Regions from separate parts of the Homo sapiens genome. Here region 1 is linked to region 2. A link is an interaction called in ENCODE POLR2A ChIA-PET data of the cell type or tissue named here. Cell type or tissue: PC-9. All regions are shown on one strand. Each heading gives the region's core, and the rest is flanking DNA. Links, peaks and the distances in the headings are about the cores only.

The links. Peaks named below come from ENCODE experiments on the same cell type or tissue, not always from the same donor. Only the 100,000 strongest peaks of a DNase experiment are listed, where the experiment ranks them.
Region 1: POLR2A ChIA-PET joins it to region 2 with 12 read pairs; 6 of 35 experiments call an interaction of 5 or more read pairs at or near these places.

What each region holds. Positions count from the first base shown.
Region 1 is chr16:11,919,373-11,934,622 of GRCh38, forward strand. It overlaps NPIPB2 (nuclear pore complex interacting protein family member B2), which reads right to left. Exons shown (of 8, transcript NM_001396485.1): 3 at 14,453-14,552; 4 at 14,145-14,340; 5 at 11,078-11,179; 6 at 10,013-10,073; 7 at 9,868-9,903; 8 at 8,001-8,507. The coding sequence ends at 8,001. Among named protein-coding and RNA genes, the nearest start is that of GSPT1, 11 kb to the left of the region's middle. In PC-9, for the core only: no CTCF peak of the experiment used is centred there; no DNase peak of the experiment used is centred there.
Region 2 is chr16:12,015,630-12,030,879 of GRCh38, forward strand. It overlaps SNX29 (sorting nexin 29), which reads left to right. Exons shown (of 21, transcript NM_032167.5): 4 at 11,691-11,815. Among named protein-coding and RNA genes, the nearest start is that of SNX29, 47 kb to the left of the region's middle. RefSeq lists an enhancer at 11,773-11,842. In PC-9, for the core only: no CTCF peak of the experiment used is centred there; DNase peaks (open chromatin) are centred at 9,012 and 11,662; H3K4me3 peaks cover 1,046 bases; H3K27ac peaks cover 4,514 bases.

The sequences.
Region 1 (15,250 bases), core at 2,425-10,424, 98 kb before region 2:
ACTGTTGGGATTACAGGCGTGAGCCACCACGCCTGGCCTGTATTTTTTTTTAGTAGAGACAGGGTTTCACCTTGTTGGCCAGGCTGGTTTCAAACTCCTGATCTCAAGTGATCTGCCTGCCTTGGGCTCCTAAAGTGCTAGGATTACAGATGTGAGCCACCGCACTTAGCTATTTTAATTTAATTTAATTTTATTTTTTGAGATGGAGTCTTGCTCTGTTGCCCAGGCTGGAGTGCAGTGGAGCAATCTTCACGCACTGCAACCTCTACCTCCCAAGTTCAAGCAATTCTCCTGCCTCAGCCTCCTGAGTAGCTGGGATTATAGGTGCCCGCCACCCCCCCTCCCCAACCCCCTGGTAATTTTTCTATTTTTAGTAGAGACAGGGTTTCACCATATTGCCCAGGCTGATCTGGAACTACTGACCTCAAGTGATCCTCCTGCCTCAGCCTCCCAACGTGCTAGGATTACAGGCATGAGCCACCACACCCCACCCCAGGACTAATAATTTAGAAAACTTAGGAAAAATCAGAGTTTTTCCTACTCTCACACACAAGTCACCGCTCAACACAGAGTACAGTCCTCTCTGGGTAGAGGAAGGGGATTAGTTCCAGGAGCCCTTCAGATACAAAAATCCAACCATACTAAAATCCCACAATCTATACTGTGTGTATGAAAGGTCAGCCCTCCCTACACTTGAGTTCCTGCATCCTGAGAATCCCGTCTTTTTGATCCTCATTTGATTGAAAAAAAAAATCCATGTGTAAGTGGGACCCTCGCAGTTCAGGCTCACATTGTTTAAGGGCCAGTTGTACTCCACCAGTAAGTGAGGGAGTTTCTACCCACCACCAACCAATTCTTCAACAGACACCAACAGGATAAGCAATCATTTCACTCAATTCTGACATTAACCAGAGTTAGGACAGATCCCACAAGTTAAGGGATCAGTCCCACAAGACTGCCCCCACTTCCAATGCCAATAACAGGTTCCACATTGTGACCTGTGCTTCTGACCAACTGGCTATGAATTGGGGGTTCCCATGACCCCCTCCATGGGTTCAGGGAATTTGCCAGAGTGGCTCACAGAACTCAAGGAAACAGGGCAAACACGGTGGCTCATGCCTGTAATCCCAGCACTTTGGGAGGCCGAGGCAGGCGAATCACCTGAGGTCAGGAGTTTGAGACCAGCCTGGCCAACATGGTGAAACCCTGTCTCTACCAAAAAAATACAAAAATTAGCCGGTTGTGGTGGTGGGTGCCTGTATTCCCAGCTACTCAGGAAGCTGAAGGCAGGAGAATCGCTCGAACATGGGAGGCAGAGGTTGTAGTGAGCCAAGTGCTCCACCACACTCTAGCCTGGGCAACAGAGCAAGACTCCGTCTCAAAAAAAAGAACTCAAGGAAACACTTTACTTACAGTTACCCATAAAGGACATTACAAAGGATACAGAGGAACAGCCACGTGGAAGAGATGCACAGGGCTGGGAAGGGGCATACAGTTCCTATTCTGTCTCCAGGTGTGCCATCCTCAAGGGTCCTCCACGTGTTCAGCAACCCAGAAGCTCTCTGAACCCTGTCCTTCTGGGTTTCTATGGAGGCTTCCCTACATAGCCATGACTGATTGTATCATTGCCCGTTGCTGATTAACTCAACCTTCAGCCCCTCTGCCCACCGAGAGGTTGGATGTGGGGCTAAAAGTTCCAAGCTTCTAATCATGACTTGGCCTTTCTGGTGACCAGTCGTCTTCTAGGAGCCCATCAAGAGTTGCATCATTAGGCAGGGTGCGGTGGCTGATGCCCAGCACTTTGGGAGGCCGAGGCAGGCAGATCACCTGAGGTCAGGAGTTCGAGAACAGCCTGGTCAACATGGCAAAACCCTGTCTCTACTAAAAATACAAAAATTAGCTGGGCGTGGTGGCACACGCCTGTAATCCCAGCTACTTGGAAGGCTGAGGCAGGAGAATCGCTTGAACCTGGGAGATGGAGTTTGCAGTAAGTTGACATCACCCCACAGCGCTCCAGCCTGAGTAACAGAGTGAGATTTCGTGTCAAAAAAAAAAAAAAAAAAAAAAAAAAACAGAAACAAAAACCAAAACAAAACATATACAAAAGAAACAAAATACATGTAGGCCAGATGCTATTACCTGCTGAAGCCCTCCCTGTTCAAAATGCGGATGAGGAAAGCTTGGAGATGTGTTAAAGATATAATAGCCAGCTGGGCGCTGTGGCTCATGCCTGTAATCCCAGCGCTTTGGAAGGTTGAGGAGAGGGGATCACCTGAGGTCGGGAGTTCGAGACCAGCCTGGCCAACATGGTGAAACCCCGTCTCTCCTAAAAGTACAAAAATTAGGCCGGGCACAGTGGCTCTCACCTGTAATCCCAGCACTTCGGGAGGCCGAGGCGGGCGGATCACTTGAGGTCAGCAGTCTGAGACCAGCCTGGCCAACATGGTGAAACCCTGTCTCTACTAAAAATACAAAAAAATTAGACAGCCATGGTGATGCACACCTGTAACCCCAGCTACTCAGGAGGTTGAGGCACAAGAATCACTTGAACCTGGGAGGTGGAGGTTGCAGTGAGCCAAGATCATTCCACTGCACTCCAGCCTGGGCGACAGAGTGAGACCCTGTCTCAAAAAAAAAAAAAAAAAAAAAATCAGCGGGGCATAGTGGCACCTACCTGTAATCCCAGCTACTTGGGAGGCTGAGGCAGGAGAATCACTTGAACCCGGGAGGTGGAGGTTGCAGTGAGCCGAGATCGTGCCACTGCACTCCAGCCTGGGCAACAAGAGTGAGACTACATCACACACACACAAAAAAAGAGTTGTATGATTAGAACAAAAGACACTCCTTTCACCTAGGAAATGCCAAGGGATTAGGAGCTCTGTGTCAGGAACCCGGGTCAAATACCAAATATTAGAACAAATGATGCACCTAGCACCTCTATTGCTCAGGAAATGTCAAGAGTTTTAGAACCTCTGTGCCAGAAACTGGGGGCAGAGCCCAAGTATATATCTCTTACTATATCACAATAGCACTATGACCTTTTTTGGCAGGCTTCTTTCACTTAGCATAATGTTTTCAAGGTTCATCCATGTTGAAGCAGGCATCAGTACTTCATCCCATTTTTTTTTTTTTGAAACAGAGTCTCGCTCTGTCGCCCAGGCTGCTGTGCAGTGGTGCGACCTTGGCTCACCACAACCTCTGCTTCCCGGATTCAAGAGATTCTCCTGCCTCAGCCTCCCGAGTAGCTGGGACTACAGGCATGAGCCACCATACCTGGCTAATTTTTGTATTTTTAGTAGAGAGGGGGTTTCCCTATGTTGGCCAGGCTGGTCTCGAACTCCTGACCTTGTGATCTGCCTGCCTTGGCCTCCCAGAGTGTTGGGATTACAGGTGTGAGCCACCCCGCCCGGCCACTTACTCCCTTTTAATGGCTGACTAATATTTTATTGTATGGATTTTACCACAATTTGTTTATCCGTTGATGGACAAATTGCTTTTGTAACTTAAAGAAGTCAAAAATAAAAGGTTAAACAAGTGAGATCACAGTAAAGTGTGTAGTCTAGTTAGTTGTGCTGTCTTAATGTCAATGTCCTGAATTTTGATAGTGTACTATAGTTATGGTAGATTTTACTGTTGGGAGAAGCTAGGTGAAGGGTACTTGGGACCTCTCTACCATTTCTGCAACTTTTCGTGAGTCTGTAATTATTTCAAAGTAAAAAGTTAACGCAGGGTGCAACGGCTTATGCCCGTAGTCCCAACTACTCAGGAGGCGGAGGTGGGAGGATCGCTTGAGTACAGGAGGCTGAGGCTGCAGCAGCCCTGTTCATACCACTGCACTCTAGCTTGGATGACAGAGCAAGACCCTGTCTCAGAAAAAAAAAAAAAAAAAAGATCCCATGTGAAATTATTCAGACTTTCAGACTTCAGCCTGGGTTCCCAAGTCTTTACCAAAATATTTTTTCTGTCTTCCTTGATTCAATTTGTTTGGGGCAGGAGTACAGTTGGGAAAGGGGGAATTTTTTTCAGCTTTGAGAATTTAAGGCTGGGTATGGTGGCTCATGCCTGTAATTGCAACACTCTGGGAAACTGAGGCAGGAGGAGTGCTTGAGGCCAGGAGTTCAAGACCAGCCTGGGCAATATAGCAAAACCCTGTCTCTACAAAAGATAAATTAAAAAATAAAAAATATAATTTTGTCCGGGAGCAGTGGCTCACGCCTGTAATCCCAGCACTTTGGGAGGCTGAGGCAGGCAGATCACGAGGTCAGGAGATCGAGACCATCCTGGCTAACACAGTGAAACCCCGTCTCTACCAAAAAAATACAAAAAATTAGCCGGGTGTGGTGGCACGCACCTGTAGCCCCAGCTACTAGGGAGGCTGAGGCGGGAGAATCGCTTGAACCTGGGAGGTGGAGGTTGCAGTGAGCCAAGATTGCATCACTGCACTCCAGCCTGGGCAATAGAGTGAGACTCCATCTCAAAAAAAAAATATATATATACAATTTTATAAATATACAACAGTATAAATATAGAACAGTAAAAAGAATCACCATCACTCACAAACTTACCTGGAATCTCAAGATTGCCTTTTTTTTTTCTTTTTCTGAAACAGGGTGCTGCTCTGTCATGCAGGCTGCAGTGCAGTGGCATGAACTTGACTCACTGCAACCTCCACCTCCTAAGCTCAAGCAATCCTCCCACTTCAGCCCCCCGAGTAGCTGGGATTACAGGCACGAGCTACCACACCTGGCTAGTTTTTTTGTATTTTTTGTAGAGATGGGATTTTGCCATGTTCGCTGATCTCTAACTCCTAGGTCAAGCCATCCGCCCACCCTAGCTTCCCAAAGTACTGGGATTACAGGCGTGAGCCACTGCGCCTGGCCGATTGCCAATTGCCAATGCCTCAACACCTTCTTTCATGTTTTAAATAAACAATTTTTTTATTTAAATAAATAAATGAGAAATAAAACAATCTTTTTTCTTTTGAGATGGCGTCTCACTCTGTCGCCCAGGCTGGAGTGCAGTGGCACAATCTCAGCTCACTGCAACCTCCACCTCCCGGGTTCAAGTGATTCTCCTGTCTCAGCCTCCTGAGTAGCTGGCATTACAGGTGCACGCCACCAAGCCCGGCTCATTTTTGTACTTTTAGTAGAGATGGGGTTTCACCATGTTGACCAGGCTGGTCTCGAACTCCTGACCTCAGGTGATCTGCCTGCCTCGGCCTCTCAAAGTGTTGGGATTACAGGCATGAACCACTGAGCCTGGTCTGGTGAGCCAATTTTTATATTTGTTATAGAGACAAGAGAGACAAGAGTCTCCTTATGTTGCCCAGGCTGGTCTCGACCCCCTGGCCTCAAGTGATCCTCCCACCTCAGCCTCCCAAGTAGCTAGGACTATAGGCATGTGCCATCATGGCGAGTTAATTTTTTGTGTGTTTTTATTGTCTCGAGAGAGAGTCTTGCTCTGTTGCTCAGGCTGGACTGCAATGGCGTGATCTTGGCTCACCGCAACCTCCACCTCCTGGGTTCAAGCGATTCTCCTGCCTCAGCCTCCCGAGTAGCTGGGATTAGAGGTGTGTGCCACCATGCCTGGCTAATTTTGTATTTTTAGTAGAGACAGGGTTTCGCCATGTTGGTCAGGCTGCTCTCGAACTCCTGACCTCGTGATCCACCTGCCTCGGCCTCTCAAAGTGTTGGGATTACAGGCATGAGCCACTGAGCCTGGCCTGGTGAGCTAATTTTTAAATTTGTTATAGAGACAAGAGTCTCTCTTATGTTGCCCAGGCTGGTCTCGACCCCCTGGCCTCAAGTGATCCTCCCACCTCAGCCTCCCAAAGTGCTGGGATTACAGATGGGTGTCACCGCACCTGGCCTCTGAGGAGGATTTCATTATAAACCTGCCATGAAGGGAGGGAATCCAATTTTACGAGAGGGTGTAGCCTGGTGAGGCCTGGATGACCTCCGGAGGCAGGGGCTTGTGCCTGGGCTGAGGCCTAAGGGACAATGGGCAGACATGAAGTTGCCCCAGGCAGAGGGTACAGTGTGGGCAAAGTCAGGAAGTGGCAGGGCTTGGATCACTCCAGGAAGAGAGAGGAGTCATGTGTCACAGGAGCTCGAGACCCAGAGAGGGAGGCAGGCAGGCAGGCAGGGACCAAGCTTGGGCACAGCCAGGAAGGCAGGACAGGGCATGGTGGGGCCAATGGAATCATTACCCAAGACGGGGATTTTCAGGGAAACAGCTTAGATAAGGCCAGGTGTACAGTAGCTCCCACCTGTAATCCCAGCATTTGGGGAGGCTGAGGTAGGAGGACTGCTTGAGCCTGGGAGTTCGAGACCAGCCTAGGCAACATAGTGAGACCCCATATCCACAAAAAATTTAAAAAAGGAGTTTGTGTTCCTGTAGTAGCAGACTTGGGAGGTTGAGGTGGCAGTATCACTTGAGCCCAGGAGTTCAAGGCTAAAGTGAGCTGATTGAGCCATTGCACTCCAGCCTGAGCAACAGAGAGATATGCTGTCTCAAAGGAAATACAAATTAAAAAACCAGCCGGGCATGCTGGCGTGTGCCTGTAGTCTCAGCTACTTGGGACACTGAAGTGGGAGGATCGCTTGAGCCCAGGAGTTCAAGGCTGCCGTGAGCTATGATTGTGCCTCTGCAGTACAGCCTGGGCGACAGAGAAAGACCCTGTCTCTTAAAAAAAAAAAAAAAAAAACTTAGATAAGAGGATGCTGTGCCTCCCTGGGGGTCTTCAGTCACCCATGGTCCTGGCAAGAGAGGAGGGCCAGGAGAGAGCTTCACCCACCTGCTGTCCTGCCCATGTGACATCCGCAGGTGCTGCCATGGCCACGACTGTTGTTACACTCGAGCTGAGGAGGCCGGCTGCAGCCCCAAGACAGAGCGCTACTCCTGGCAGTGCGTCAATCAGAGCGTCCTGTGCGGTGAGTCCCCAGCAGCACCATGCCACCCACCCCGAGTATCCCCTGGGCACCCTGGCATAGCCAGATGACTTCCGTGCCCCTGTTGCAATAACCACTGCCTCCAAGTCTCCATAGACCACCCCTTGGGTATATCTAATGTAAGTGATATTTATTTTATTTATTTTTTGAGTCAGTCTCGCTCTGTCACCCAGGCTAGAGTGTGCTGATGTGATCTTGGCTCACTACAACCTCTGCCTCCTGGGTTCAAGCGATTCTCATGCCTCAGCCTCCCAAGTGGCTAGGACTACAGGCATGCACCATCACGCCCAGCTAATTTTTGTATTTTTTCAGTAGAGGTGGGGTTTCACCAAGTTGGCCGGGCTGGTCTCAAACTCCCCACCTCAAGTGCTCTGCCCGCCTCGGCCTCCCAAAGTGCTGGGATTACAGGCATGAGCCGTGGTGTCTGGCCCTAATGTGAGTGATCTTTAACACTGAGCACTTGAAAAAGAAAACCCTGAAGAAACCTAATTCTTTGATGTCTGGACGACAAGGAAGAAGATAGAAATGGCATCAGATAATAAACAGTGTAAATGTTTATCAGAAAGGGGCTGGTGGTCGGGACAAGTAGGAGGATCGCTTGAGTCCAGGAGTGCATCTCTACAAAAAAGTTAAAGGATTTTTTAACATTGGCCAGGCGTGGTGGCACACATCTGTGATCCCAGCTACTTGGGAGGCTGAGGCAGGAGGATTGCTTAAAGCCCAGGAGGTTGAGGCTGCAGTGAGCTGTGATCGAGCCACTGCACTCCAGCCTGGGTGACACAGCAAAATCCAGTCTCAAAAAAAAAAAAAAAAATAATATTTTACATAACCAACCACTTCTAAAGATTAAAAAAACCCCCTATGATTAACAACCTCAGGTCCCTCAGGCAATCATACCAGATATCAAAACAAAGCAATAACATAAGGACTGCAGTATTTATTTTATTTTTATATTATTTATTTATTCTTTGTTAGTTTGTTTTTGGAGTGTGGGTTTTGTTTTGTTTTTTGATTTTTTTATTTTGTTCTACTCAGTTTTATTCTTATTGCTCAGGCTTGAGTGCAATGGCCTGTTCTCAGCTTACTCAACCTCCGCCTCTTGGGCTCGGGTGATGATGGTTCCACCTCAGCGGCCCTCCGCCTCTTGGGTTCGGGTGGTGATTCCACCTCAGCGGCCCTCCGCCTCTTGGGTTCGGGTGGTGATTCCATCTCAGCCGCTCTCCACCTCTTGGGTTTGGGTGGTTTTTCTGCCTCAGCCTCCTGAGTAGCTAAGGGAGGTGTCTTGAGATTATCATCCGCTGAGGGTGGAGCTGAGGGTGGAAGGGGAGTGAGCAGACACTCGGGAGGTGTCTTGAGATTATCATCCGCTGAGGGTGGAAGGGGAGTGAGCAGACACTCGGGAGGTGTCTTGAGGCTCAGGGAGTTATCAGTTATAGAATGTTGTTGAGTTGGAGGAGGTGGCTGGTGGCCCATCCTGTTTTTTAAAGTTTCAGCTGTGAGGTAGGGCCAGTAGGGCAATCCTGAAGAATGACGATGCTCCGCTGCCGCCATTCTGACCTGTAGGGCCAAAGGAGGGAATGTTTTCACACATATTCATTTGATGGACAAAATTACCGCCACCAACACAGTCTGCACCTTCTGTTGCTGGTGATAGATTTTTGCACCTTTCCATCCTCCAGGTTTCAAAATAGCAGTATCAGTGTCATAATATCACCCTTCCACTGAGTACTGCCAACAGCTGGAGGGTAAAGAAAAGTCACTGGGACACACTGTTGTCTCCACATGCCACTGTGTCTGTCTGCAAATGTAGGCAGGCTGGGGTCCTGCCCCAGGGAAGACAGAGTCATAACAGAGTAATAAAGAAGCATGTTTGAGACACAGGAGTGTCTATGTCTATCCTCATTCCTCCCTCACAGCCATCACCAGAGCATGTTTCTTGCACCAGGTCAACAGACAGTAAGAGACAGTAAGAGAGGCATGAAAAGCCCATTGTCCACACATGTTGCAGCTTCTTTTTGGAGAATGTTTTCCAGGCCTTTTATGTTCTGTCTCTGATTCTCAGAACTCTGCAAGGTCAGTGTGACCACCCTGCTCCAAATCTAAGAAAACAGAGGTTTCCAGAGGAAGGAGAAATTGTGCCCAGGGTCACACAGCTTGCAAGAGGCAGAGTGGAAGTTGATTCCAGCTCTGCCTGCAGGACCCTCTCATTTCCCCTCTGTTTCCCTTCTTGACAAAGGATCTTCTTCACTCTGGAGGTGCCACCCATGAGAACAAAGAGCTCTGGAGAGATGTGGATTCCTGAAGAGCTGCAGGGGAACTGGGAGAGGGTTTTCTGACAGAACAATCTCACCTCAAGAAGTCAGTTAGGCATGGCTGTAATATTTCTTTTCACTCCCAGGTAATACCAAATTGTAAGTGCACTAGGACATAAAGAATACTTTTGTCCATGGAAAAATGAGGTGGGAATTCTAAACAAAGCAAGTTTTAAAACTGTGTTTCACTTCAAGTGTACAAGTCCCATCACGTGTAATCATAGGACTCGGCAGCTTTTGAAGGTACAGAGGCCACACAAGAACCAGCTTAGCTGAGCATCATTTAAGGCCTTCATTTGGAATTGTCCCTGTGGGTAATAAGTTACATTCACTCTTCACTAGTTTACAGTCAGGGCCCATCTGCTATTACAAATACGGAACCTCTGACACTTAGAATATTAGATCAGGGGCCCCACTGGGTGGGGATGAAGGTGTTTTTGCGCAACACGGTTACCAACAGGGATGGGACTGTGATGCTTGTAGGCAGCCTTTCTCTCTGCCATCTCCCTCTGCAGGGCTTGAGCACAGAGCTGTAGGGAGAAAAATGTATCCATGTCCTGACCTGGCAGACTATGTCCAAAAGCAAGGAAAACAAGCAAACTTACCCAGTTGCAAAGAGCCTTTCTTGCAGAAGGGGGGATCTGAAAAAGCCAACACATGAGAAATTGAATGTTGAGAGAGTCTAAGGGCCGTGGCATCATCTGCATCAGCACTGAACTATCCTGCAACTGCAGGGAGGAAGCTCCTTACTTTGCATTTGTGGTAGTCCTCTGCCCGCCGCCGCAACTCTTGCGCACGTTGAAACATTTTCCTATGGATTACAATCACTTTCATCAGATAAAGCACCACTTTCAGGATGATTTTAAATAATCTGCCATGTTTCTGTTATCCTCACAACTGTACCCTTACACAATCTATCTCTACCTAGAAAACGTATTTCAGATGGCTATAAGAGTACAGTCTGAGCCGGTCACGGTGGCTGACGCCTGTAATCCCAGCACTCTGGGAGGGCGGGGCGGATGGATCACGAGGTCAGGAGATTGAGACCATCCTGGCTAATACGGTGAAACCCCGTCTCTACTAAAAATACAAAAAATTAGCCAGGCGTGGTGGCAGGCACCTGTAATCCCAGCTACTCGGGAGGCTGAGGCAGGGGAATCACTTGAACCTGGGAGGCGGAGGTTGCAGTGAGCCAAGATCACGTCATTGCACTCCAGCCTGGGTGACACAGCAAGACTCCATCTCAGAAAAACAAAAACAAAAAACTGTACAGTCTGATCCAAACTGTTGCTGTATTGATTCCTCCTCTTGCTTACTGCCTGCTGACTTCTGAGATGATAGTTTCCTTCCCCATTCTCAGTACATCCCTAATTCATCCTTCATTGAGCATCTTTTATCATAAAGCTGTATTCTCTTTGTATTAATATCTTTACCGTGTTTCACAGGGCAGAAACAGCTGGGCTTATAAACAGGCATAGTCCTTTTGAAGGATGTGGTTGATCCTACAACAACACACTTTCCTAAGGATGACAACAACTCACCCCACCCCTAGAATGGCTGGTATGAACCGAGTTTCCACACAGTCTAGCTGGCAATGGGGTCAGGAGCCGTTTTGCTACTTCACATCTTTTGGTCACTGGTAAATATTAAGGTACTTTGTTTTCTGTTTTGTGAACTCTCTCTCTCTCTCACGATATGTCTTCTGACCATTTGTTTCTATTTCTGCATTTACTGGGTCTAAACATTGTACAAAGGTTAAAAACAACACTCCAATGGGCGTTTCCCAAGAGGGTGGGGTTCAGTTTCTGAACTCACATGTAGGTGTGTATTTCTTTCATATCCAATTTCCCATTTTCCTCTGCCTCTGACACCTGCCTCTCCTTTTCTGCATGCTCACATTCTTTCACGCTTAGTTTCCTCAGATTAGAAGGGAGAGAAATGCACACACATGATCCACCAGCCCGTGTGGGATTCCCTCTGCCCTTCTGGCATCTGAAGGCTGTGATTCAAAGATCCCCCCTGCAACCTTCCCACAAATGAACCAACTGATTCTCACAACCGAAGGGAGAATTGACACCTCCCATTGAGGGACAAAAAAAAGTCACACTCTGGCCTGCTGGCAAGTCACCTGTCATTTCCAGCTCATCTTCATAGTTCCATAGTTAGTCCTATTCTTTAGTAAATATAAAGACTATTAAAAGCTTCTATGAGGTGCACTATGTGTGTCTCTGGGGTCAGTCTTGTGCTTGACACAGCGAAAGCTCATTTTAGTTCAGTGTGAAAAACCAGACCTCACCAATTCATCACAACTAACTCCATCGGAAGCAGAGGATTGCTCCTCATCTGACTCCTCCTGTGTGAGACCTGATTCTCAGTCAGAGGCTGATGCCGGAACTGAGACCATCAGCCATAGAGAGATCCTTCCAGAATAACCCCGCAGTTCACTACTGCACTTTGCCATGATTCAGGACTGGAACTTTTGTCATCGACTTTAAAGATCCTGGTTGAGAGAAAAGGCAATCTGAATGCTGGGCGCATCTATTGAATTAGAAATGATCGGAATGGCTCCTAAGTCAGGGTGTTATGTCCTGAAAATAGGTGACAACGGCAAACCATCCACCCTGGTGTTGACTGACTTTAACAAGGTTCAGTTCACAGAGATTGAGGGCAGAAAAAGGAAACGGCCTAAAAAGGGTAAGTTTGCTGTGTTGCCCTCACACCACTTGATTCATGGTCCTGATCCTAAGGATCTCACCTGATACTTGGTTTTATAGGAAGGATGTGTAAAATTCCCAGAACGCTAGGAAACAGGGGCGAAAACACTTCAAAGAGAAAGTTAATGAACTTGTTTCTGACCACAAGGCATCCTTCAGCACATGCTGTCTGGAGTGGCCTCAAACAAGGTGTGTGTGGTGAGGTGCTGAGAATGCAATGGGAGCAGGGTCCTGTCCCCACGCTAAAGAAGCTCACAGCTTAATGCAAATGAGAAGCCAGTGAGGACATCACTACTCCTGCTGTGCACTTGGGAACTAGAAACACAAAACCTGACTCTGGAGGGAAGCTAAGGAAGCATTCTACTCTTGAGTTGACATAAGTGCATCTGAAGCTTCTGATCTCCGATGAGAACAATGGGGGACACCAAACAGAATATAAAACCCATGATTGAATACATCAAATTGCTAACATGGCAGTAAACAGACAAGAGGTGAAGATGGAGAAGAAGGAAACCCAGGACGAAAGTCAGCTTCGCATTTGGAACCCATTTCCCTGAGTTTCATTGCTGAATTCCAGAAGGAACTACTGAGATGCAAAGAAGCACAGCAGCTTTTGCACACATGCGTGGGATTAGATGGAAAACAAGTGGATTGAGGGTCTGCCAATGAAAGCGACCCATACTGAAGTCCACTGGCTCTGGTTGAGACCCAGAAGAGTCATGCATCAGAATAGAGGTGGACAGGAAATACCCTGGCCTTTGTAGGGACTGAGCCTGCACCGACGACCTCAATTGCAGCCTGTATGGAGGACCCCTGACCATCCCCCAGAAGTAGACTCCCATCTCTTCTGCAGCAAGATAACATGCTACTAGGCCTCAATTCATTGCTAAATATTTTTTAACAAGTATCTCACATTTAACAAAAAAAGATCAGTCATATGGCAGCAAAATACAATGTAATATGACCAAAACATGAAAGACTGTGAAAATGAATCTGGAGGTGACCCAAGCATTGAATTCAACAATCCAGGCTGGGTGCGGTGGCTCACACTGGGAGGCTGAGGTAGGCAGATCACCTGAGGTCAGGAGTTCAAGACTAGCCTGGCCAACATGGTGAACCCCTGTCTCTACTAAAAATGCAAAAATTGGGCTGGGAACGGTGGCTCATGCCTGTAATCTCAGCACATTGGGAGGCCGAGGTGTGCGGATCATGATGTCAGGAGTTCTAGACCAGCTTGGCCAATATGGTGAAACCCCGCCTCTACTAAAAATACAAAAATTATCCGGGCATGGTGGCATATGCCTGTAGTCCCAGCTACTCAAGAGGCTGTGGGATAAGAATCGCTTGAACCTGGGAGGTGGAGGTTGCAGTGAGCCAAGATCATGCCACTGCACTCTAGCCTGGGTGACAGAGTGAGACTCTGTCTCAAAAAAAAAAAAAAAAAAAAAAAAAAAAAAAAAAAATTGGCCAAATGTGGTGGCACACACCTGTAATCCAAGCTACTCAGGAAGCTGAGGCAGAATTGCTTCAAATTGGGAGGCAGAGGTTGCAGTGAGCCAAGATTGCACCATAGCACTCCAGCCTGGGCGACAGAGCGAGACTCTATCTCAAAATTAAAAAAAAAAAAAAAGGCTGGCTGTGGTGGCTCATGCCTCTAATCCCAGCACTTTGGGAGGCTGAGGCAGGTGGATTACCTGAGGTCAGAAGTTCGAGACCAGCCTGGACAACATGGTGAAACCCCATCTCTAGTAAAAATACAAAAATTAGCTGGGCGTGGTGGTGGGCACCTGTAATCCCAGCTACGTGGGAGGCTGAGGCAGGAGAATTGCTTGAACCCAAAAGGCAGTGAGCTGACATTGTGCCATTGCACTACAGCCTGGGCAACAAGAGCAAAGCTCCATCTCAGGAAAAAAAAAAAAAGAGACAGAGAAAGGAAAACCAATGCCAGTACTAGCAACTCCTCTTCCCCTGAAAAAATGACAAACAAGAATGTAGGAAGGGAAAGGAATTATACAGCTTAAACTAATGAAGCAGAAAGGACAAACTCAATTTTGAACCCACTGAATTTGCCACAAATATTGTAGAAAATATTCTCAAGGACTTTACAGTTGTCTACTTTGATTGGCACATGGTTCATACAACAATATTTGTGTCAAGGCACATCTTACTGTTTTTTGGCGGTCTTCCTCTTTCCATTGATTTTGTCATGATGGTTGATTTTCGTTGTCACCTTCATCTTACGGATTTTAGCTCTACCTTTTGTTTCCACATGTCTCCGTAGAGTAATGACGTCTTTCAGGCCAATTTTATTTCCTGGAAAGGAAGAAACTCTTTTCTTTGTGTGCATACAAATGGACCTCAGCCCTTGGTGAGAGTGAGGAGAGGAGAAGGTGAGAAACCTGAGGGCAAGAAGCTGTTCTTTCCCTTTCCAGGGCAAACTCATTTCCACACTATGGGGACTCCAACAGAGCCATACCTTCCTGTCTACGGCGGTTGGACCTCCTGGCTCTCTGCTGTACATCTGTGGATACATCATGTCCATTTTCAGACTGGAAGATAGTCTTCAGGAAAGACAACTAGGAAATAATAATATAAGAATGACGGCTGGGCACGGTGGTTCATGCGTATAATCCCAGTACTTTGGGAGGCCGAGGCAGGTGGATCACGGGGTCAGGAGTTCAAGACCAGCCTGGCCAAGATGGTGAAACCCCGTCTCTACTAAAAATACAAAAATTAGCCGGGCATGGCAGCGGGCGCCTGTAATCCGAGCTACTCGGGAGGCTGAGGCAGAGAACCGTTTGAAGCTGGGAGGCGGAGGTTGCAGTGAGCCGAGATCACACCACTGCACTCCAGCCTGAGAGACAGAATGAGACTCTGTCACACACACACACACACACACACACACACACATAAGAATGACATGAGGCTGGCACGGTGGCTCACTCCTGTAATCCCAGCACTTTGGGAGGCCGAGGCAGGCGGATCACCTGAGGTCGGGAGTTTGAGACCAGCCTCACCAACATGGAGAAACGCTGTCTCTGCTAAAAATACAAAATTAGCCAGGCATGGTGGTGCATGCCTGTAATCCCAGCTAGTCAGGAGGCTGAGGCAGGAGAATCACTTGAACCCAGCAGGAAAAGGTTGTGGTGAGCTGAGATTGTGCCATTGCACTCCAACCTGGGCAACAAAATTGAAACTCTGTCTCAAAAAAAAAAAAAAAAAAAAAAATAGGCCAGGTGCGGTAGCTCACGCCTGTAATCCCAGCACTTTGGGA
Region 2 (15,250 bases), core at 4,172-12,171:
GGTTCACACCATTCTCCTGTCTCAGCCTCCTGAGTAGCTGGGACTACACGCGCCCGCCACCGTGCCCGGCTAACTTTTTGTATTTTTAGTAGAGATAGGGTTTCACCGTGTTAGCCAGGATGGTCTCGATCTCCTGACCTCGTGATCTGCCCACCTTGGCCTCCCAAAGTGCTAGGATTACAGGCGCCTGAGCCACTGTGCCCAGCCTCCAAGTTATAGTTCTAATGATTCTTTTTATTTATTTATTTTTTTTGGGACAGAATGTCGCTCTGTCACCCAGGCTGAAGTGCAGTGGTGCAATCTTGGCTCACTGCAACCTCCACTTCCCAGGTTCAAGCAATTCTCCTGTCTCAGCCTCCTGAGTAGCTGGGATTACAGGCGCCCGCCACCACGCCCGGCTAATTTTTGTGTTTTTATTAGAGACGGGATTTCACCATGTTGGCCAGGCTGGTCTCAAATTCCTGACCTCAAGTGATCTGCCCACCTTGGCCTCCCAAAGTGCTGGGATTGCAGGTGGGAGCCACTGCCCCCGCCCGGCTAATAATTCTTTTTAAAAGGCTACATTGCATTGCATGTTGCAGATGTACAAACAGTTGCCTGTGGAATACTGACTTTGTTTCTGATTTTTACTATGATGGACAATGAAGCAATAGACATTCTTAAGCATCATTTTTTTTTTAATATACTGAGGATTTTATATTTCTGGTATAGGTTTCCAGGAGTTGGGTTGCTGAGTCAGAGAGCAGCCTCTGGCTTTCGAAACATTTCTACCAGTAGTTCATAAGTCTACCTTTTTCTTTCTTGCCAACAATAATTTCACTGGCACAAGAGTGTCATTGCTAGGTTGTATGGTATTTGCATAGTTAGTTTTATCTAGAGCGGCTGTACCATTTTGCGTTCCCACCAGTAGTGTGGCAGTGATCCAGTTTCTCTGTGTCCTTGCTAGCATTTGATTTTGTCATGACTTTGTATTTTAGCCATTCTGATAGGTGTGTAGTTGTGTCTTATTGTGGTTTGAATTTGCATTTCCCTAATGACTAATGATGTTGGACATCTTTTCCTGTGCTTGTTGGCCATCTGCATATCCCTTTTGGTGAGCTGTCTGTTCATTTCTTGTTCATTTTCTTGCTGTTAGGGCTTTTATTTTTATAGGGTGATTTCCTAGAAGTGGGATTGCTGGGTCAAAGGGTTATGCACCTTAAAAAAAATTATACTGGCCGAACACAGTGGCTCATACCTATAATTCTAGCACTTTGGGAGGCCAGGGCAGGAGGATTGCTTAAGCCCAGGAGTTACAGACCAGCCTGGGCAACATAGTGAGACCCCTGTCTTTACAAAAAAAAAAATTAAAAAAATTAACTGACCGTGGTAGCGCCTGTGGTCTCAGCTACTTGGGAGGCTGAGGTGGAAGATCACTGGGACCCGGGAGGTCGAGACTGCGGTGAGCCATGATTTTGCCACTGCACTCCAGTGTGGGTGACAGAATGAGACCCTATCTCAACAACAGCAACAAAAATTATACTGCCTGATGTCTTTGCAGAAAGGTATAGCAATTCATATTTCTATTCCTATTGGCAATACCTATTTCCCCATGCTCTTGCTAGCACTATGATTGCTTTTGAAGTCCTTAGTCCTAACCTGGGCCTCAGTGTTACTATACTTTCTTGGGCTATTAGTGAGATTGAGTATCTTTTCTTATATTTATTGGCCAACTGTATTTCACCCTTTTGTGGTTGATTTCTTCACCTTCTGTGCTTTTTATTTTTTGAGTTGCTTGTCTTATCCATTTGTAGAAACAGAGTTTTTGTGAATATTAATTTTTTCAGCTATATGTTCTGTTAATATTTTCTCATCTGTCACTTTAGTTATTGTTTCACTGTATTTATGGTATCTTTTTGCCATGTAGACATTTACAAATTTTATGTAATTAATTCTGTGAACCTTAAAATGTTTTGGTTTTCGAGTACTGCATCTTATCCTCAGATTCTTCAGTATTTTTCTCAGTTATTTTTACTGTAAACGTTTTCATTTTTTACACTTAACATTTTTCTTTGATCTTGACCCATCTGGAATTTCATTCTGTCTGTGGTTTGCATTAGGAATTTATCCTTATGAGACAGGAATTTATCCTTATTTTTTTTTCAGCTGCATGATCCTTTGTGTTAACGACATTGGTTAAGCAGCCCATTCTGCCCATCTGACTGAAGTGCTACCATTATTATAGATAAAATGCTTCCATATGTATTAGGATTTTTTTTGGGTGGGGGGGCTTTCTTTTGTTTTGTTCTTTTTTTTGAGACGAAGTCTCTCTCGTCACCCAGGCAGGAGTGCAATGGCGCGATCTTGGCTCACTGCAACCCCAGCATCCCGGGTTCAAGTGATTCTCCTGCCTCAGCCTCCCAGGTAGCTGGGATTACAGGTACCTGCCACCACGCCTGGCCTGTACCCCAGAACAAGGGGTGCCAAGTCCTTCCTGCATTTGTTATTGGAATTGTATTAAGTTTGTACATTAATTTGGGAAAAATTGATGTTTTGAGTTTAATAAGTCTTCCCATTCAGGAAAATGGTGTTTCTTTTTATCTGTTTGATCTTTATGCCGTTTAACAAAATTTTATGTTTTTCTTCATATAGGGCTTGCCTATTTATTTTTAAAAATGATTTATTTTGGCTGGGCGTGGTGGTTCACACCTGTAGTCCTAGCACTTTGGGAGGCCAAGGCAGGTGGATCACGAGGTCAGGAGTTTGAGACCACCCTGGCCAAGATGGTAAAACCCCATGTCTACTAAAAATTAAAAAAAAAAAAATCAGCCGGGCGTGGTGGTGGGCACCTGTAATCCCAGCCACTCGGGAGGCTGAAGCAGGAGAATCACTTGAACCTGGGAGGCGCAGGTTGCAGTGAGCCGAGATCGTGTCACTGCACTTCAGCCTGGGTGACAGAGTGAGACTCTGTCTCAAGAAAAAAAAAAAAGAAAGATATATTTTATTTTTGTTACTGTTATGCATCAAGTTCCTCTCCTCTAGTTTTGTCTACCTAAAGTCAACTTTTAATGTTATGGTGTCTTTGTTTTTCTTTGTGCAAATTTGTGGGGTATATTATCTTTTACACTTTTTTTTGTCTTTTTTTTTTTTTTCCTTTTTGTGGAGAATGCGGTCTCGCGATATTGCCCATGCAGGTCTCGAACTCCTGGGCTCAAGCTGTTCTCCTGCCGATGCCTCCGTAAGAGCTGGGATTACAGGTGTGAGCCACTGAGCCCGGCCTGGGGTATATTATCTTTTATTGCAGTGTTTTTACATTTGTGGGTTAGAAAGATTTAAATCTTTTTGTAGATCTGTTTTTTTTTATTTAATATTACAATCTAACCTTTTAAAAAATGCTATATCCAAGTTTTCTATAAGCATTTTAAATAATTGCATGATTTTTCCTCACCATAACCTTTAAACCATATTTCTTCATTCCTTATCTGTAGTTCAAGGCAATAATATTTCTGGTTCTTGAAGCCCGAATACTTTTTTAAATGCTTGTTTTAGCAAATGAGTTAGGTTCAGAAAAGTATGAAAGCAAGAAAACCATGACCAGTAATGCTTTTTGTTTTTTTGCGATGGAGTCTCGCTCTGTCACCCAGGCTGGAGTGCAGTGGCACTATCTCGGCTCACGGCAAGCTCCGCCTCCCAGGTTCACGCCATTCTCCTGCTTCAGCCTCCCGAGTAGCTGGGACTACAGGCCCGCCACCATGCCCGGCTACTTTTTTGTATTTTTAGTGGAGACAGGGTTTCACTGTGTTAGCCAGAATGGTCTTGATCTCTTGACCTCGTGATCTGCCCGCCTCGGCCTCCCAAAGTGCTGGGATTACAAGAGTGAGCCACCGCGCCTGGCAACTATGACCAGTAAATCTTTCACCAAGTGGCTCTTAATTTTTTTACATAATTCCCTTTGGAATTGTTATATATGTAAATATATATATATAGATAGATAGATAGATAGATAGATAGATAGATATAGATATATAATTTTTTTTTTTTTTTGAGACGGAGTTTTGCTCTTGTTGCCCAAGCTGGAGTGCAGTGGCGTGATCTTGGCTCACTGCAAACCTCTGCCTCCCGGGTTCAAGCGATTCTCTTGGCTCAGCCTCCCAAGTAGCTGGGATTACAGGCACGTACCACCACACCCGACTTTTTTTTGTATTTTTAGTAGAAACGGGATTTCACCATTTTAGCCAGGCTGGTCTCAAACTCCTGACCTCAGGTGATCTGCCTGCCTTGGCCTCCCAAAGCACTGGGATTACAGGCATGAGCCACTGCACCTGGCCTGTATTGTATTTTTCAAGCATAACTGAGACCATACTTAACATACAGTTACCTATCCTGCTTATTTTTCATCTTATGTTATAAAGATATTGACTTATCAGTATAAGCTCTTGGTAAATATTTTAAAGACCTAAATAGCTATTGTTTATCTAACCAGTTCCCCAAGTGTTAAATATTTAGGCAGTTTCTAAACTTTTTTTTTTTTTAAGACAAGGTCTTGTTCTGTCACCCATGCTAAAGTGCAGTGGTGCGATCCCGGCTCACTGTAGCCTCCGCTTCCTGGGCTCAAGCAACCCTTCTGTCTCAGCTTCCTGAGTAGCTGGGACTACAGGCATGCGCAACCACACCCAGGGCTAATTTTTTTATTTTTTGTAGAGATAGGGTTTCAGGCCACTGTGCCTGTAATCTTAACGCTTTAAAAAAATTATTTATTTATTTATTTTTTAGAATAGAGATGAGGTTTTGCTTTGTTGCCCAGGCTGGTTTCAAACTCCTGGCCTCAAGTGATCTGCCCACCTCGGCCTCCCAAATTGCTGGGATTGCAGGTGTGAGCAACTGCGCCCCACCTGTTCTTAGATTTTTATCTGATTTGTAGATTATAGTCTAGGATTGATTTCTGCTCCTGAAATTCATGGATTAAGCATGTGAACCTTTTTGAAAATTAATTAAACATAAATATAGCTCATGGCTCATTTTTTTTTTTTTTTGAGATGGAGTCTCGCTCTGTCCCCCAGGCTGGAGTGCAGTGGTGCCATCTCGGCTCACTGCAACCTCCCCCTCCTGGGTTCAAGCGATTCTCCTGTCTCAGCCACCTGAGTAGCTGGGATTACAGGCACTCGCCACCATGCTCAGCTAATTTTTGTATTTTTAGTAGAGATGGGGTTTTGCCATGTTGGCCAGGCTGGTCTGGAACTCCTGACCTCAGGTGATCCTCCCATCTCGGCCTCCCAAAGTGCTGGGATTACAGGCGTGAGCCACTGAGCCCAGCCTCATGGCCCATTTCAAATGATTGTCATGTAATGGCCTTGTTCTTACTGTCTTAAATCTGAGATATGGCTCATACTGTTGATTGACTGATTTTCACTGGTACAGCAGACTCCATTCCAGCTAACATTGGAATTTTACAAATGACGATAATCCAGTCCATTTTCATGATTGTAGTTGGTTTTCTCAAAAAGGCTCCAGTAAAGCTGTAACATAGTAAAAGAATTGCCGGTTGTGGTGGTTCATGCCTGGAATCCCAGCACTTTGGGAGGCTGAGGCAGGCGGATCACAATTCAGGAGTTCGAGACCAGCCTGGCCAACACAGTGAAACCCCATCTCTACAAAAAATATAAAAATATTAGCTGGGCATGGTGGTGCACACCTGTAATCCCAGCTCCTTGGGAGGCTGAGGCAGGACAATTGCTTGAACCCAGGAGACAGAGGTTGCAGTGAGCGGAGATCGCGCCACTGCACTCCATTTTGGGCAACAGAGCGAGACTCTGACTCAAAAAAAAAAAATCAAGTAAATAGGTCTTTCTGTCACAAGGTTAATTTGATGCAGTTTATAAAAATGCAGCATTCATGGCTGATCCTGTTGTTTTAATGATTGCCATGCAAAAGTATAGGATTCTTAGGAATCTTTTAATAGATTCGTGTGCAGATTAAGCAGTCTTGAAATATAGGACAGGCTGGGCTTGGTGTCTCACTTCTGTAATCCTAGCACTTTGGGGGGCCAAGGTAGGCGGATCACTTGAGGTCAGCAGTTTGAGATCAGCCTGGCCAACATGGTGAAACCCTGGCTCTACTAAAAATACACACAAAAAATGGCCGGACGTGGTGGCCCGTGGCTGTAATCCCAGCTACTCCAGAGGCTTGAGGCAGGATAATCTCGAACGTGGGTGGCAGAGGTTACAGTGAGCCGAGATCACGTCACTGCACTCCAGCCTGGGGAACAGAGCGAGGCTCCATCTCAAAAAAAAAAAAAAGATAGGACAAAGCTCATGAAAACAAATGCTTGCTGAATCTTCACAGAAAACTAGTTGAGCTGGTGCAGTGTCCAGGTCTGCTGGTCTTGGTGGACAGTTTCAAATGCAGCAGGAGGAAGTTACTTCATTTTCCATTCACAACTCTTTTGCTGCTTTATCAGACTTTTACTGAGCACCTGGGGGGAAGTTTTTTTTTTTTTTTTTTTAAACAGCTTTATTGAGGTCTAGTTTATATACCGTTAAAATTGTAAGTATACAATTCAGTGATTTTTTTTTTTCAATTCAGTGATTTTTGTGCTTTTTTTTTTTCTTTGAGGCAGAGTTTCGCTCTTGTTGCTCAGGCTGGAGTACAGTGGCACAATCTCAGCTCACTGCGACCTCCGCCTCCCGGGTTCAAGCGATTCTCCAGCCTCAGCCTCTGGAGTAGCTGGGATTACAGGAGCCTGCCACCACACCCAGCTAATTTTTGTATTTTTAGTAGAAATGGAGTTTTGCCATGTTGGCCAGGTTGGTCTTGAACTCCTGACCTCAGGTGATCTGCCCACCTCAGCCTCCCAAAGTGTTGGGATTACAGGCATGAGCCACAACGCCCAGCCAATTTTTGTGCTTTTTAATAAATTTATAGTGTTGTGTAACCATCGATCACAATTCAGTTTTAGAGCATTTCCATTATCCCCCCAAATTCCCTTGTGCTAGTTAACACTTAATCCCTAATTTCAACTCCAGCCTTAGAGAACCACTGATTAAATGACTTTCTGTTTCTATATCCAAATGTTCCTTGACTTATGATGGGGTTATGTCCTGATAATCCTATTGTAGAGTCAAAAAGTCATAAATTGAACCATGGTTATGTTAAGGACTGTCTGTATTTACCCTTCTTAGCCGTTTCATGGAATCATACAGTGTGTGGTGTTTTGGATGTGGCTTCCTTCCTCTAGCATAGTATTTTCAATGTTCTTCCATGTTGTAGCATGGATCAGTACCTTATTCCTTTTTTTTTTTTTTTTTTTGAGACCAAGTCTCTCTCTGTTGCCCAAGCTGGAGTGCAGTGATGTGATCTCAGCTCACTGCAACCTATGCCCCCTGGGTCCAAGGAATTCTCCTGCTCCAGCCTTCCCAGTAGCTGGAATTACAGGTGCCTGCTGTAACGCCCAGTGAATTTTTCTGTTTTTAGTAGAGTTGAGATTTCACCCTGTTGGCCAGGCTGGTCTCGAACTCCTGACCTCAAGTGATCTACCTGCCTTGGCCTCCCAAAGTGCTGGTATTATAGGTGTGAGCTACTGCACCCCACCTGACTGGTGCTTTTTAAAAAATTAAAATATTCACTGTTGTTAAGTGACCCACTTATTTAAAATAATATTCCTAGTTCATTAACTTGGAATGGAAGTTTGGTGTGATAAAATGGCAAGGAGGCAGCTGACCTCTCCAGTGAAGCCAGAGTGTCTGCAGTAGAGAGTATTCTGGGAACCCCCCAGCCCTCTCAACAAAGTGAGACTCTGTCTCAAAAAAAAAAAAAAAAAAAAAGTAGCTGCGCATGGTAGTGCATGCCTGTAGTCTCAGTTACTTGGTAGGCTGAGGTGGGAGGATCGTTTGAGCCTGGGAGATTGAGGCTGCAGTGAGCTATGATCACACCACCGCACTCCAGCCTGGGTAACAGAGCAAGACCCTGTCTCAAAAAAAAAAAAGAAAAGAAAAGAAAAGAAAAGAAAGAACTCTACTAAAGCTAGTGCTCCTTTCATTTCGTGGGAATTATCATCTACTGCTTCCCATATAAGATGGTTCATTAACTTAATTAACTTCCCATATAAGATGGGAAGCAGTGGAAAGCCTTAGTGTGACCTCGTGTATGACATAGTGCTTCCAAGATGTGTCCACCAGAAGCTAAAGAGTAGATTCCTGTGCTTGGACAGGTGTGCTCTACTTGATTCACTAGTTTTAACTCACCTGGATTCAAATGACCGTTTATACGAAATCTCCTGAGATGCATCTCCCACCAAAATGTACATCAGGTTCATGATCTTGAGTTCCCTGACTGGAGAGACCATGTCGGTCACATTCTCTGTAGCAACCAGGCATGGTGCTAAGTGCACGGGAGCTCACAGTTAGCAAGAGCAGGCAGCCCTGGAAATCAGACCATTAACAGAGAGTGGCGAGCGCTGCAGTACAAAGAAGCTCAGAATGAGGAAACATTCAGGAAGGCTTCCTGGAGGAGGGAATACGTGAGCTAAGTCTTTTTTTTTTTTTTTCTTTTGAGACTGAGTTTCGCTCTTGTTGCCCAGGCAGGAATATAATGGCACGATCTCGGCTCACGGCAACCTCCGCCTCCCGGATTCATGTGATGCTCCTGCCTCAGCCTCCAGAGTAGCTGGGATTATAAGCATGTGCCGCCACACCCAGCTCATTTTATATATATATTTTTTTAGTAGAAATGGGGTTTCACCATGTTGGCCAGGCTGGTCTTGAACTCCTGACCCCAGGTGATCCACCCGCCTTGGCCTGCCAAAGTGCTGAGATTATAAGTGTGAGCCACCGCACCCAGTCGAGATCTGCCTTGAATGACCAGTAGATACGTGCTCAGATCCAAACTGGAGGTGGAAAGGGCATATGGGGAGGGTGTTAAGTAGAACGGCCTTTGGCGAGGAAGGCATCATAGTGATCTAATTAAAAGACTAGCATCCACCTGGGTATTCGTGCAGTGTTAGGTTAGTTGTGACCTGTGTGCCTCTGTGACACAGTACTGATGATGTAACCCAAACCTTGGGGACTGGATTTGTGCAGTTCGCCTGCATTCCATTCCTCTTAGGGCCCTGGTTTTATCTAGAGCTGGCTGGGCAGTTATTGACTTGTGCATTGGAACCAAGCAAACTAATAGCAATTGTTGAGTTGATTGCTGTATTTGCAGAAGATTCTTTTAAAGATAGAGGCTTTGGTTAATTACAGAGAACTCTCAACATACCCCAGAGTTTTTTTGTTTTTGTTTTTGTTTTTTTCTCTCTGAGACAGACCCCTGATCTAGGTCATTGTTGCTATGTGCCATGGTTTTGGTTTCTGTGGTATTTAGAGAGTTTTGGTGGACGTCCCAGCTTTCAGGAAGCCTTAAAATATGTGCTTATGAGGCTGGGTGCAATGGTTCATTCCTGTAATCCCAGCACTTTGGGAGGCCAAGGCGGGCAGATCACCTGAGTTCAGGAGTTGGAGACCAGCCTGGCCGACATGGTGAAACCCCATCTCTACTAAAAATACAAACATTAGCCAGGCATGGTGGCAGGCGCCTGTATTCCCAGCTACATGGGAGGCTGAGGCAGGAGAATCGCTTGGACCTGGGAGGTGGACGTTGCAGTGAGCCGAGATTGTGCCATTGCACTCCAGCCTGGGCAACAAGAGCAAAACTCCATCTCAAAAAAAAAAAAAAAAAAAAAAGTGCCTGTGTGTACAGAGACTAACGTATGCACATCTATAATAATTAAGAGTGATATCTGCCCAGCAAAGAGGTTTGTTTCAATGTGGGGGAGTATTCTGGGATCTCTGGTTCAAGGTTAATCATTGATTTACCTACCCACTGGAAAAAGATTTGTGGAACACACATTATATACCAGGTGCTGAGCTAGGTGCCAGGAATCCAGCAAAGATAAGATAGAAGGTGAAAACCAAGCAGTATGGTTGAGGGGAAGTATTAGATTTGTGATGCCTAATAGGCTCCCTTCTGTGCAGGGCCAGCTTTGGTCATTTGCCAGTGGTGGCCTACAATGCTGGGATCGATTAGTGATGTCTGTCATGGGCACCGAATACAGTGGAAAGGCATGAATGCTGTGGATTTGCTGATGCTGTGTTAGGGGTGTGTAGTGTAGACAGAATGACGAGTAAAGATTGAGTAAGGTAGCCAGAGGACTTTTATCTTAGAATAAAGGATGTTTTTCGTGATGATATGGGGGATGGAGGAAACTACATTGGATCAGCTTGCGAGGATGGAGTTCAGGTACAGATGTCACTGCTTTTTATGCAGTTTTCAGGAGGTCACGTAAATGTCAGCCTCAGCTTCTTCAAGTGTAAAATGGAGATAATAGTACGTGCCTCATCTATATTAAAGTGTTGATGAGAAGAGTAAAATAATGGGTATGAAAATATTTTACTACCCACAGAGTGATAAACACCTGGAGTATTGTTACCATGGGTGTCGGGATGGGTGGAGCAGCAAATGCCCGAGGCCAGGCAAGGCTGAGCCGGATGGTGGTGGCCTCAAGGCCTTTGCACTGGGCCTGTCTTTCCAGCCTGCTGCCCTTGTCATATCCAGCTCGTAATTCCAAGGCCACCTTCATTCAGCCCACAGAATCTAAGCCTGTCCTTGCCCCATCGCCACCTGCCATCTCATCCTGTCTTATTTTCTTCTAAGTTCTGATTAACTGAAATGGTCTGGTTAACTTATTTGTGTACCTCCCTTTGCTAGAAACATGCACATGAGTGAGGCAGAAACCGTGCCTGTCTCACTCTCACTGTCATCTCCTCAGAGCCTAGAACAGTGCCTGGCATGTGGGAGACATTCAGAATTTCTTAACTTTTGTTGTATGAATGAATGGAAAGGGCTCAGAAGTCCACAGACCCAGTTGGGCAGAGGCTCAGGAGCCCTGAGAAGATTGCTAAGATCAAGTGCAGTTGCTGTGACCTCATCTCTTTGTTCCTGAATCTCCTATTTCTTTGGTTATTGAGAAACAAATTCAATTAAATGCACAGTAATTGTAACTTAATTGAAAATTCCATCAACTCACAATCTGAGTTCACAATGTATTCTCTTACAACAGAATAAAGAACAAGAATCAGAATTCATATTATTATTATTTTTAGAGCATGTAATCTCATATAATCTCTTTAGAGCATGTAATCTCTTATATAAAGAATGAGAATCAGAATTCATATATTCTTTTTAGAGCATGTAACAGGCCATGAAATTACACAATGTTTCCAATTTGGCAGCCTGGTGAATTCAGTCTCCAAAAACATAATCTTGTTCCTTAAACTACATGTAATATGAATTAGAGTTAAAACTTGTGAATTGGATGCAATTAACATCCAACCGCTCCCCACACTGAACTGATTGGTTTTTAACTTTTCCCCCCTCTGCACCCCCGCCAGCTGGCACCCGTCCCTGTTCCCATGTTCCTTGTGAATTGTTACTGTGCCAGTCTGATGCATATGGGTAGACTGTGCTGGGCATCCTGAGCTCTGTGAAATGAACATCAACACGGGAGGTGTGTGGAGTGGCGCAGGTCAGTTACCAAGCCTGCACATCCAGGTGTCTCCTGTCTGCCTTCACGCTGAGGTTTACACCTGGCGGCTTACTCACTTCCTGGAGATGCTGGGGCCGCCCTAGTTGCTACTCCCTTTTCTGGGGGGACTGATGAGTCATTGGTTTTCTCACAGGGTCACCTGTCTGTGTGCCCAGTTTGAAGCCGTCCTGCAGCATGGCTTGAAGAGGAGTCGAGGATTGGCACTCACAGCGGCAGCGATCAAGCAGGCAGCGGGCTTTGCCAGCAAAACCGAAACAGGTACTGCTCTGCCTGGCTGTAGCTTGGAGGAGCTTGTCTTCCTTCTGCTCTTTTTCTTTTTATTTATTTTTTAATAGTGGGCAGGGCAGTGATCGCGTGGGACTTGGTGGGGTGGTGTATGGGCACAGAAATCCATGTCTTAATAGTAGTCAAAACGTAATGGTGTTGTCTGGCATCTTAATTTAAATGAAGTCATCTTTTGTGCAGAATTCTCAGAGCCACATGGTACAGTCTCCTCTGGGTTCGGGGACCTGTAGCACACTGGTTTATTTCACCACTGTGGCGTGCCAGTTGCTGGGAAATTAATAATCTGTTTTAATTTGATGCCTGAGGATAGCATGGCATTTCATAATTAATGTCTTCCATACCAGCAACAGAAACCCCAGAGGTTCTGTTATCATCCAATTTAATGTTGGAAAAACATTTCCATGTGAGTGACAAGCATAATGCTAAATAATAACTATTAATGCTTAGTACTTAGTGCAAGACTTGCACTTTGATGTAAATTAACTCATTCAGTTCGATAGCCCTGTGAGTAGTAGGGACTGTTATTACTGCCACTGTACAGATGAGGAAACTGTTCATAGTGATCTGCTTTGGAGCTGAACCTTGAAGTGGATCATGTCATGTAACAAATGTCCTGTGGTCTCCTCCTCCCCTGAGCTTTCAGTTCCAGCCCTGACCACGGCTGCTGCTGGGAATCCCGGAATCTTTCTTATCACTATGTCAGTGTCGTTGCTGAGTAAAATGTGCTGTCTTTGGCTGGTTCCCCTTTCACAGCCAAAAGTTGGACCTTGTTGCATTTGGTGGCGGTGTGTGGAAATTCTCTGCTAACATAATCCTTAGTCTTTCCCTCTCCTTCATGTTGCTGTATCATCCTTTCTTTTTTCTCAACCCTTCAATAGATCTTTTTATTTATTTACTTATTTATTTTTTAGAGTTGGGGTCTTGCTCTGTTGCCCAGGCTGAAGTGCAGTGGTGTGATCATGGCTCACCAAAGCCTGGAACTACTAGGCTCAAGTGATCCCCTTGCCTGAGCCTCTGAAATAGCTAGGATTGCAGGCTTGCACCACCATGCCCGGCTGGTTTTTAAACTTTTATAGAGACAGAGATCTTGTTCTGTTGGCCAGGCTGGTCTCAAACTCCTAGGCTCAAGTGATCTTCCCACCTCAGCCTGCCAACTAGCTGGGATTACAAATGTGAGACACTGTGCCTGGCTCCAACAGTTCTTTTTTTTAAAAAAATTATTATTAAAATTATTTTATTGGTACATAATATTTGTACATATGTATGGGGTACCTGTGATTTTTTATTTTTTATTGAGATGGAGTCTTGCTCTTGTCGCCCAGGCTGGAGTGCAATGGCACCGTCTTGGCTCAATGCAACCTCCGCTTCCTGGGTTCAGGCGATTCTCCTGCCTGAGCCTCCCGAGTAGCTGGGATTACAGGTGCCCACCACCATGCCTGGCTAGTTTTTGTATTTTTAGTAGAGACAGGTTTCACCATGTTGGCCAGGCTGGTCTCGAACTCCTGACCTTGTGATCTGCTCACTTCGGCCTTCCAGAGTGCTGGGATTATACGTGTAAGCCACTGCGCCTGGCCTTGGTACTTGTGATATTTTGATACATGCCTAGAATGTGTAATCACTTTCAACAGATGTTTGCTTTTTTTTTTTTTCTTTCTTTGGGCAGTCTCCCGGGGCTAGGGTAAGTTCAGAGAGGCTCCTAGATCTTTGTTTCTTGTTTATTTCACCAGTTACTCATTTGTAGAAATGAGTTGTTCAATAAACACACAGTTGTTCAATAAAATTATGTTCACTAAACAAATACATCTTGGTTGGAAGGAAGGGCATTATTCATTGCGTGCAGTACTGTATTTCATGGTTCCTGAGGTACCATATACCAGGATCACTCCAGCTTGCTACAGGGAAAGTGATTAATTTTTGAGGAACAAAGCAAAAATTAATGAAAAGTGACCCAGAGCTCTACACAGACTTGGCTTGCTGTCTTTGTAGCCACTGGAAACCCAAGTAGCCAGTACAGAATACAGTATGGAGAAATGAATTATTTTCCATTCCACTTGGGAAAGGAGAAAGAACCACTGCCGTTATTGGCGTTTGATGCATTTGATGGCATGACCTTGGAATTTGATTTTTTTTTTTTTTTTTAGATGGAGCCTCACTCTGTTGCCCAGTCTGGAGTGCAGTGGCATGATCTCAGCTCACTGCAACCTCTGCCTCCCAGGTGCAAGTGATTCTCCAGCCTCAGCCACCTGAGTAGCTGGGACTATAGGTGTGTGCCACCATGTCTGGCTAATTTTTGTATTTTTAGTAGAGATGGAGTTTCACCATGTTGGCCAGGCTGGTCTCGAACTCCTGACTTCAGGTAATCTGCCCGCCTCGACCTCCCAAAGTGCTGGGATTACAGGCATGAGCCACCACGCCTGGCTGGAATTTGATGTTCTTTTAATCACTGATATATCATCGTCAGGTTATAGGTTGGCAGTCAATTACAAGGTGATCGGGGCCATTCAGAATATACCAGAGACACAGTTACTGTTGCTGAGCTGCCTGTAAAATTGAAGTCTAATCTTCCCTGTCTGTTCGGCAGCCTTGGGCAATGAGGATCTGACTTTGAAACACTGCCTTCCCTTGCTTTCTGCGATGCCATAGCCTCTTGGCACACTTTCTTCTTCTTTTCTGATCCTTGTTGGCATATCACTTCCATACCCTCAAATATTATTCATCCTTGGATTCATTGTTGGCTCTTGTTTCTATGCATACTGTTTGGATTCCTTGGTGAAGTTGCTCTGTATGTGCCTGTTATTCTTAGTCATACCCGCAGCCCAGAGCACTTCCTTGAACTCTGTCTCATGAATGTCTCTATTTGGCGTACAGCACGGGCTTGTCAGTCTCCAAAACTGAATTCTGATCTTCATCCATATGTGTTCCTGTGTTTCTTGCTTAGTAAATGGCTCTGCCTTTTACCCAGGTCCCCTGGACAGCTCTTGGGCTTCCTCCCAGCCTTCTCCTTCTCCCTCTTCTCTGCCCCAAAACCAGTCCCACAAAGAGCATTGTTTTCTGTCTCTCACATGGGTCCCTGAGCCACTCGCGGTTCCTCCATCCTCAGTGAATTCTCTTCTTTCTCCCCGACTTGTGTTTTCCTGCCTTCAGTCTTGATCAGCTCTGACCCACTTTGCACATCATGGAGTGGTCTTCTTTAATGACCATCCCACTCCCCCACTTATTCCCCGTAACCCCACTAACTTAAAGCTCTTCTGTGGGTCTCTTGTAGAATCGGGACAAAGTATCCAGTGCGTGATCTGGCTTCTTGGGCTCTCTTCCCTACTGGCTGTATCTGTCTCTGTTCTACCTCTTATGCCGTGCTGTATGCCAGGGCTGACAGGCAGCGGCAGGTCTGACATCACAACTCTTTCA